Linked DNA regions of Homo sapiens: regions 1 and 3 are each linked to region 2. Evidence: chromatin loops called from intact Hi-C (ENCODE). Cell type or tissue: ascending aorta. All regions are shown on one strand.

Region 1 (2,500 bases), 100 kb before region 2:
GTTAGGGAGGGGATAATAGGAATCAGACTAGCCACGTGGAAGGTCACATCACATTTCTTTTTTGTCTCCTTACCCCTATAGGGCTTAGGATGAAGATTTTATATATTTAGATACAAATCTCAGCCAAGCATGGTGGCTCATGCCTATAATCCCGGCACTTTGGGTGGCTGTCGGGGGCGGATTGCTTGAGTCCAGGAGTTAAAGACCAGCCTGGCCAACATAGCAAAACTCTGTCTCTAAAAAAAAAAAAATTAGCCAGGCGTGGTAGCACACGCCTATAGTCCCAGCTACTCGGGAGGCTAAGGTGGAAGGATCACCTCAGCCTGGGAGGTTGAGGCTAGAGTGAGCCATGATCATGCCACTGCACTCCAGCTTGAATGACAGAGTGAGACCCTGTTTCAAAAAAAAAAATTAGCTGTGCGTGGTGGCGCGTACCTAGTAGTCCCAACTACTGAGCTGTGGTTGCACCACTGCACTCCAGCCTAGACAACAAAGTGAGACCCTATCTTTAAAAAATAATAATAATTATTATATACAATATATAACTATATAATATATAATTATGTTATATATTATATGTATATTATATATAATATATAATTATGTTATATATTATATGTATATTATATATAATATATAATTATGTTATATATTATATGTATATTATATATAATATATAATTATGTTACATATTATATGTATATTATATATAATATATAATTATGTTATATATTATATGTATATTATATATAATATATAATTGTTATATATTATATGTATATTATATATAATATATAATTATACATTATATATTATATAATTATTAGATACAAATCTTACACAAGGTCCTAGGCAGCTTTAGCCCCTGCCAGTCTCAATATTCAAACAGTCATATGTGAGGGCATAAAAATGCACAAGGACACAGACACACATACAAGAAATGTACAACCAGTGTTCGCTTCCTAACCTAAATCCCAAAGAATTTTAACTATAATGGTCCCAATTCCAAACAATCTATGTATCTTCCATCCCCACCAGAAACCAAGAAGTTAACTTCCCTCACCTGTCAGGAACACCAGGGGCAAGAACAGGTGAGTGACGAAGGGGAGTTCCATGCCTGATCGGTTTCTGTCCAGTATGAGAAGTCCTCTGGCCTCTGTCCCTCTCCTTTTCTGTTTTCTTCACTTTCCCTCCCATCCTGCCCCCTCCCAATGGCAGCTAAAAATAAAGTTGGAAGGAATGGGAGGAGTGATGGTGGGGAACTGTGGGGAGCCCCAGACCAAGGAAAACACTGAGCGATCTTAGTCTATTTCTCTGCCTTGGTGCTGCCCCCTGGAGGCCTCATCTCTATATCCAGAGAACATATTTTTTTGCCCATTTCTGCTATTTCTTTTTTTCTACTGTTTATTGTTGCCAGGTCAATAATGCTTTCCTCAAATTTGGAACAGGAGTGGGAGATGGATTCTTTTTTATAAGAAAAGAATCTTAAACTTTTGTTTAAAAGTTTTAGACAAATTATTTATATTGAGAATACAGACAGGGTTTCACTATGTTACCCAGGCTGGTCTTGAACTCCTGAACTCAAGGAATCCTCCCACCTCAGCCTCCCAAAGTGAGCCACTGCACCCAGCTGGGAGATAGGAGATAGATTCAGATTTTTTTTTTTCTTTTTTAAGGCAGAGTCTCACTCTGTCACCCAGGCTGGAGTGCAGTGGCACAATCTTGGCTCACTGCAACCTCTGTCTCCCACGTTCAAGCATTTCTCATGCCTCAGCCTCCCAGGTAGCTGGGACTACAGGCACATGCCACCATGCCTGGCTAATTTTTTATTTTTAGTAGAGGCAGGGTTTCACCATGTTGGCCAGGCTGGTCTTGAACTCCTGACCTTAAGAGATCCACCTGCCTCGGCCTCCCAAAGTGCTGGGATTACCGGCGTGAGCCACCACGCCTGGCCGATAGATTCACTTCCTAACCTTATTTATCTCAACCTGGAATATGGAAAATGAAAGAGCTGATAGCAGTGGTATCATTTCCCTACCCACCCAGGGGAGTCTCAACTTGTGAAGACACAGCTCCAAATCCTTACCAGCCCCACTCCACTTGGTTCTGTCCTTGGCTCTTAGCCTATGCTGTCATATGGCATTCTGCTTCTTAGAGGGATTATATCTGAACTGGTATGAGATGTGCTTTGTGGAGCCAGGACAATAACTTTAGTATTAGACCACTCCTCTGCCACCCCAACTCCTCAGCTAGGTTATAAACTTCTTAAAGTTGGGAGTGTGGAGCTTCTTAGATTTTTGGATGCCCACTAAGTATGTTGCTTTACATACTGTAGGTGCTCAAGAAAAATAATGTGGGTGATGTTAGTGGCTAATCCCGAGAAAAACCCAAACCACAGTGACAGGAATAGGGGCCTCAAATTACCAAAAAATGAGGGACCAGACCAAATGTCGATGAGCAAACTGAACTTTAATTTGCTTACCTGAAAGGCTTGCTCTTC
Region 2 (2,500 bases):
GCCCACGCCACCACGCTGGGCTAATTTTTGTATTTTTAGTGGAGATGGGGTTCCCATGTTGGCCAGGCTGGTCTTGAACTCCTGGCCTCAGGTGATCCGCCAGCCTTGGCCTCCCAAAGTGCTGGGATTACAGGCGTAAACCACCGTGCCTGGACTATTTTCCTTATTAAAAACATTTACAGATCATGTGCCAGACTAGGTGTTGAAAATATAAAAATACAACTAGGCTGGGTGTGGTGGCTCACGCCTGTAATCCCAGCTACTTGGGAGGCTGAGGCATGAGAATTGTTTGAACCCGGGAGATGGAGGATAGAGTGAGCTGAGATTGGGCCACTGCACTCCAGTCTGGCGATACAGCGAGAGCGACAGAGCCTGCTTCATACCCCTTTGTAAGCCATCCCTCCTCCTCTCTGCCCATCCCTTAAGCAACCATTGAGCTCCTTTTCTCACTATATATGTGCTAACATTACATATATATTTTGAGAGGCTGAGGTGGATGGATCTCTTGAGGTCAGGAGTTTGAGACCAGCCTGACCAACATGGTGAAACCCATCTCTACTAAAAATACAAAAAGTAGACGGGCCTGGTGGTGCATGCCTGTAGTCGCAGCTACTTGGGAGGCTGAGGCAGGAGAATCGCTTGAACCCGGGATGCAGAGGTTGCAGTGAGCTGAGATTGCGCCACTGCACTCCAGCCTGGGCAACAGTGAGAGACTCTTGTCTCAAAAAAAAAAAAAAAAAAGGAAACAAAATAAATATTAGACATATCTACTCTCTTATGGTTATAGTAATTGAAATTTTAACTCTTACATCATGCTATATTCCCACCTTTCCTTTCCCCTTACCTCATCCTCCCAATAGAAAGTTATAGCATAGTTCTGGCTGAATCAATAGTCAGTGTTTACATTAGTATTACTGTGTAAATGATATCCATTGAGGAGCCAAGTAGTATATATTGATTGTTTCATGTCTTGAACAACCCTTTATTGTTAAATTATAATTTATTTAAAATTTTACTTTGTTTACTATGTACCTATCTTCAGTTTATTTCCTAAATGTCAATTCTGGCAAATGCCTATTAATATTTTCTTTCAAATGGTCAACATATCAGATAATCTTAGACGATAATTTTTCTTTTCCTGGAAACTTGCCTCATTGTCTGCCAAGTCACTTTTTAGTCACTAGCACCACCTGCTGACTCTTGGTGAAGTGGAAAGACAGAATTATGATTCACAGGGTTGATGTTCTTAAATCGGAAAATCTCCTTTCTGTGGTCTCTGACTTTGAGAATGACATTCTGGAGGAAGGAATGTGGTCCTTGTCATAGGAGTAGCGGAGAATATAAAATCACTAAATAAGGTCTTTCCTTTGTTCTGTTATCCTCTTCTTTTGTATGTTTCCTAGAAGAAGAAAAGTCTCTGTTGTAATCTTCCTTGTCATGCTATGGTCATTCTAAGCCTTTTGTCTGATCTACCAAGAAAAGAGAGAAAGATGTGCTACTCAATTAAAAAAAAAAAAAACTACAGCTTTATTGACGTATACTTGGTGTATGATAAATTGTACATATTTAAGGTGTGTCATTTCATGGGTTTTGACATATACAAATATATATATATATCCATGAAACCACTGTCACAATCAAAATGATGAACATATCTATCACCCCCATGAGTTTCGTCATGCCCCTTTGGGTTGTTTTGAGACAGAGTCTTGCTGTATCGCGTAGGCTGGAGTGCAGTCACGTGATGTCGGCTTTGTGCAACCTCCACCTCCTGGGTTCAAGCGATTCTTGTGCCTCAGCCTCCTGAGTAACTGGGATTTCAGGCTCATGCTACCACACCCAGTAGAGACAGGGCATTTTAGTGGAGACAGGGTTTTTAGTGGAGACAGGGTTTTTAGTAGAGACAGGGCTTTTTATTAGAGACAGGGTTCTGCCATGTTGGCCAGGCTGGTCTCAAACCCCTGGCTTCAAGTTATCCACCCTCCTAAGCCTCCCAAAATGCTGGGATTGCTGGTGTGAGCCACCGCATCCGGCCTACTTCATGCCCCTTTGTAAGCCATCCCTCCTTCACTCTGCCCATTCCTTAAGCAACCATTGATCACCTTTTCTCACTATATGTTTGCTAACATTTTATATATTTTTACAGTCCATGATCTGCTGAAGATTTTTAATAATTTGATATGAATGGAAGCAGATGGTATATACTCTTTTTTTTTTTTTGCGGGGCAACAGCTTTTTTCACTTGCATAATTACTTTGAGATTTATCCATGTTGTGTATATCAGGAATTAATTTCATTTTATTGCTGTGTATTCAATTATGTGAATTTACTGCAGTTGGTGTATCCATTCACCATTTCAACATTGAGTTGTTTCCAGTTTTTGGTTATTACAGATAAAACTGTTATAAGCATTTGTATATAAGTTTTTGTGCAGCACATGTTATCATTTCTCTTGGGTCAGTACCTAAGTTTGGAATGTCTGGTTTGTATGGTAAGTGTA
Region 3 (2,500 bases), 120 kb before region 2:
CAACAGCACGTAGAAACACATCTTCACAATCTGGGAGATGGGTCAGAGAGCAGGAACACCACCACCTGGTGCTCCAGTATACTTTCTCCCTTAATCCTCACAAGGCATGATATGGTAGATTATTTTATGACAAAATAGTTTTATAATAATAGTTACCATTTACTGAGCATTTACTAAATGCTCACTTTTCTTGGATTATTTCATTTTGTCTTCATGACCCTAATAGGTTTAAAGATGAGAAAGCCAAGACTTAGAGAAGTTAAGTCTGTCCTAGGTCAAACAGACTTTTTAAGTTGTGTAGCCTAGATTTAAACCCAAATCTGCCTTCATTGTTAACCACTGTAATACACAGCCTTTTATTATCTGAGCCTCAAGGAAGTTATGATTTGCTGAAGGCCATACAGCTAATAAATGGCAGATAGGATTTCAATCTAAACCTCTGTGCTTCCCAGACCTTTATACTTTCTGGTCACTTAAGCAGGTGAGAATTACAGGAGGCTAGAATACATCTCCTGTGGGAAAGCCACAGAAAACATTTAAAATACTTCTTAACTTTGCCTTCCAGGGACTCCACTCTGTAAAATCCCAGGCAAAACAAGTATCTACCTCTCACTATTACTGAGCAGTCTATATCCTAGGGAATACATATAGAGCCAAAAGTCATTTGACACTGAACTTTATTTGTTCTGACCATCTGATATACTGTCCACCCCACTGGGAAACAGAGACAATGCCCATGAGGGTGGGCCTCTGCAGAAGGCCAGAGACATGCCAAAATAAATACTGTGGTCAGGCCTCAGGAACAGCCTGGGAGGACAGGTTCTGTGACTGCTAGTCAACCACCCAATCAGGTCTTCTCTCTTCTCAGCTCTTAATGAGTGCTGATTCTTCAAAAGGCTCCCAGAGCTGCACTCTGGAGACCAATAACTGACTTCGATATCTCAAGTCTTGATTACAAAGAAATATAAGTTACCCAGTTGTCTATGAGAATCCAACTGCCTTTACTGTCCATGACCCAAATATGGAGTGGGTTGGGGAGGGATCAGAGATAGAAATTAACCTGGAGATTTCCAGTAAGCATCAAGCAAGGGCTGGCAAACTGATTCCACCAGAGAAACCCTGCAAAATATGACCAGGGTTCTAGGGTTGCCCCAGAAACATTTTCCTAGGAGCTATTTGTGCTACATAACCAGTGCTGAGCAAGTAAGGGCTTGCTCCCCAGAGCCCCATGCCACCCATGTAGGTTTCTTAATGCAGACTCCACACTTTTAGATCCCATGGGGCTGCTGCTTCCCAAAGCTGGTAAAGTGAAAGCATTTCCCATCATCAAGTAGCAGTACTCTCTCTCCTGTCTGCTTTCTAAGCAGGCCCCAAGGAGGGCTCAAGAGTGAGTATAAGACTTGAGAGAAGTAGAGAAAATACTGCCTAGGTACACCCAGTCCTCCCTGCTATTCCAGCTCCAGCCACCTGAGGGCTCCTGGCTTCAGAAAATCAGGCACCAGGCCCTGGCTTTGCTCCCAGAAAAGGCTTGGAATCAGGAAGCCTATGCCCAGCGAGCCTGGGGGCAGCTCTGTTTCACCAACACCTGAGGGCGGTCGAGTGCACTACAGGTCTCAGGTTTCAGGGGGGATGGCAGTTGCCTGTCTAAAGGCTTCTCTGTTCCTTGGAATTGTACAGAATGTCTCTTGTGGCTTTTCCTCCTCCCTCCTTTTTTCCTGTTGACTCTCCCCATCCGGCTCTATGAATCACCAGAGTCCACAGGAAAGCAGCAGATGTTGACTTTACTCCTTTCAAGCCAACGTCAGCTCCCTCCTGTGGAGTGGGGAACAGGCAGGAAAGTGAGAGGGTGGAAGAATCGAGGAAGATAACCCTCATCCTTTCCAAACTGTGAGGGAAGATAAAGAGGGAATCTGAAAGGAGTCAGGCACCTAGGCAAAAAAATTATTGATTCCTGGGGATAAAAGGACCCCAAACAAAAGCCCCAGTGTTGGCTATGGAACCAGGATCACGAGGAGGAGGGAAGCAGAGGGTGGGAGCATGGCTAGTTTTGGTGCCAGCTCTTCTTGTCTGAGGTAAAGCCTCATCTCTAGCCAGCAGCATCCCTAGGACTCAAAAGTCAAGTCAGGCTGCTGGTCTGGGGAGATAGTCCAGAGGCGGCTTCTTGTCCCATCTGAGCCCCCAAACCTCTGCTTTTATGCAAGTCTCTTGAAGAAGCTGCCAGGGAGGACTTTCTAGACCCTTATTCTACATTCATTGCTCCAACTTCTCTTCTCTTTTTTCTTCCTCAGGGATTTTCTTATGGGCAAAGAAGCCAAGCTGTAGAAGAAAAGATAAGCGTCACTGCCAAATGCCTAGACTGGGAACCTTGCCAGTAGCTCTCAGACTTATCTGAGGTCTTCACTTTTGTTCTGTTTCCAAAAATGGAATTCAAATTTATTTTATTTGGCTTAGAATAATTTAACCAACATTTGTGGGGTACAGTGAAGGAGATCTGGGCATG

Evidence for each region. Peaks named below come from ENCODE experiments on the same cell type or tissue, not always from the same donor. Only the 100,000 strongest peaks of a DNase experiment are listed, where the experiment ranks them.
Region 1: a loop joins it to region 2, with 2.7 times the contacts of the local background. A loop is called at or near these places in 25 of 110 quality-filtered maps.
Region 3: it touches region 2 in a loop (2.8-fold over the local background); 80 of 110 quality-filtered maps call a loop at or near these places.

The regions. Positions count from the first base shown.
Region 1 is chr1:145,908,900-145,911,399 of GRCh38, forward strand. ITGA10 (integrin subunit alpha 10) reads right to left here and starts at 1,151. Exons shown (of 30, transcript NM_003637.5): 1 at 1,064-1,151. The coding sequence starts at 1,115. It overlaps PEX11B (peroxisomal biogenesis factor 11 beta), which reads right to left. Exons shown (of 4, transcript NM_003846.3): 4 at 2,451-2,500. In ascending aorta, a CTCF peak has its summit at 1,345 (motif pointing left); DNase peaks (open chromatin) are centred at 282 and 1,282; H3K4me3 peaks cover 1,266 bases; H3K27ac peaks cover 1,978 bases.
Region 2 is chr1:146,011,994-146,014,493 of GRCh38, forward strand. No RefSeq gene overlaps it. Among named protein-coding and RNA genes, the nearest start is that of HJV, 8.5 kb to the right of the region's middle. In ascending aorta, a CTCF peak has its summit at 1,191 (motif pointing left); a DNase peak (open chromatin) is centred at 1,188.
Region 3 is chr1:145,890,548-145,893,047 of GRCh38, forward strand. It overlaps ITGA10 (integrin subunit alpha 10), which reads right to left. Exons shown (of 30, transcript NM_003637.5): 30 at 661-2,316. The coding sequence ends at 2,251. Among named protein-coding and RNA genes, the nearest start is that of ANKRD35-DT, 5.6 kb to the left of the region's middle. In ascending aorta, a CTCF peak has its summit at 1,491 (motif pointing right); a DNase peak (open chromatin) is centred at 1,534; H3K4me3 peaks cover 1,146 bases; H3K27ac peaks cover 2,500 bases.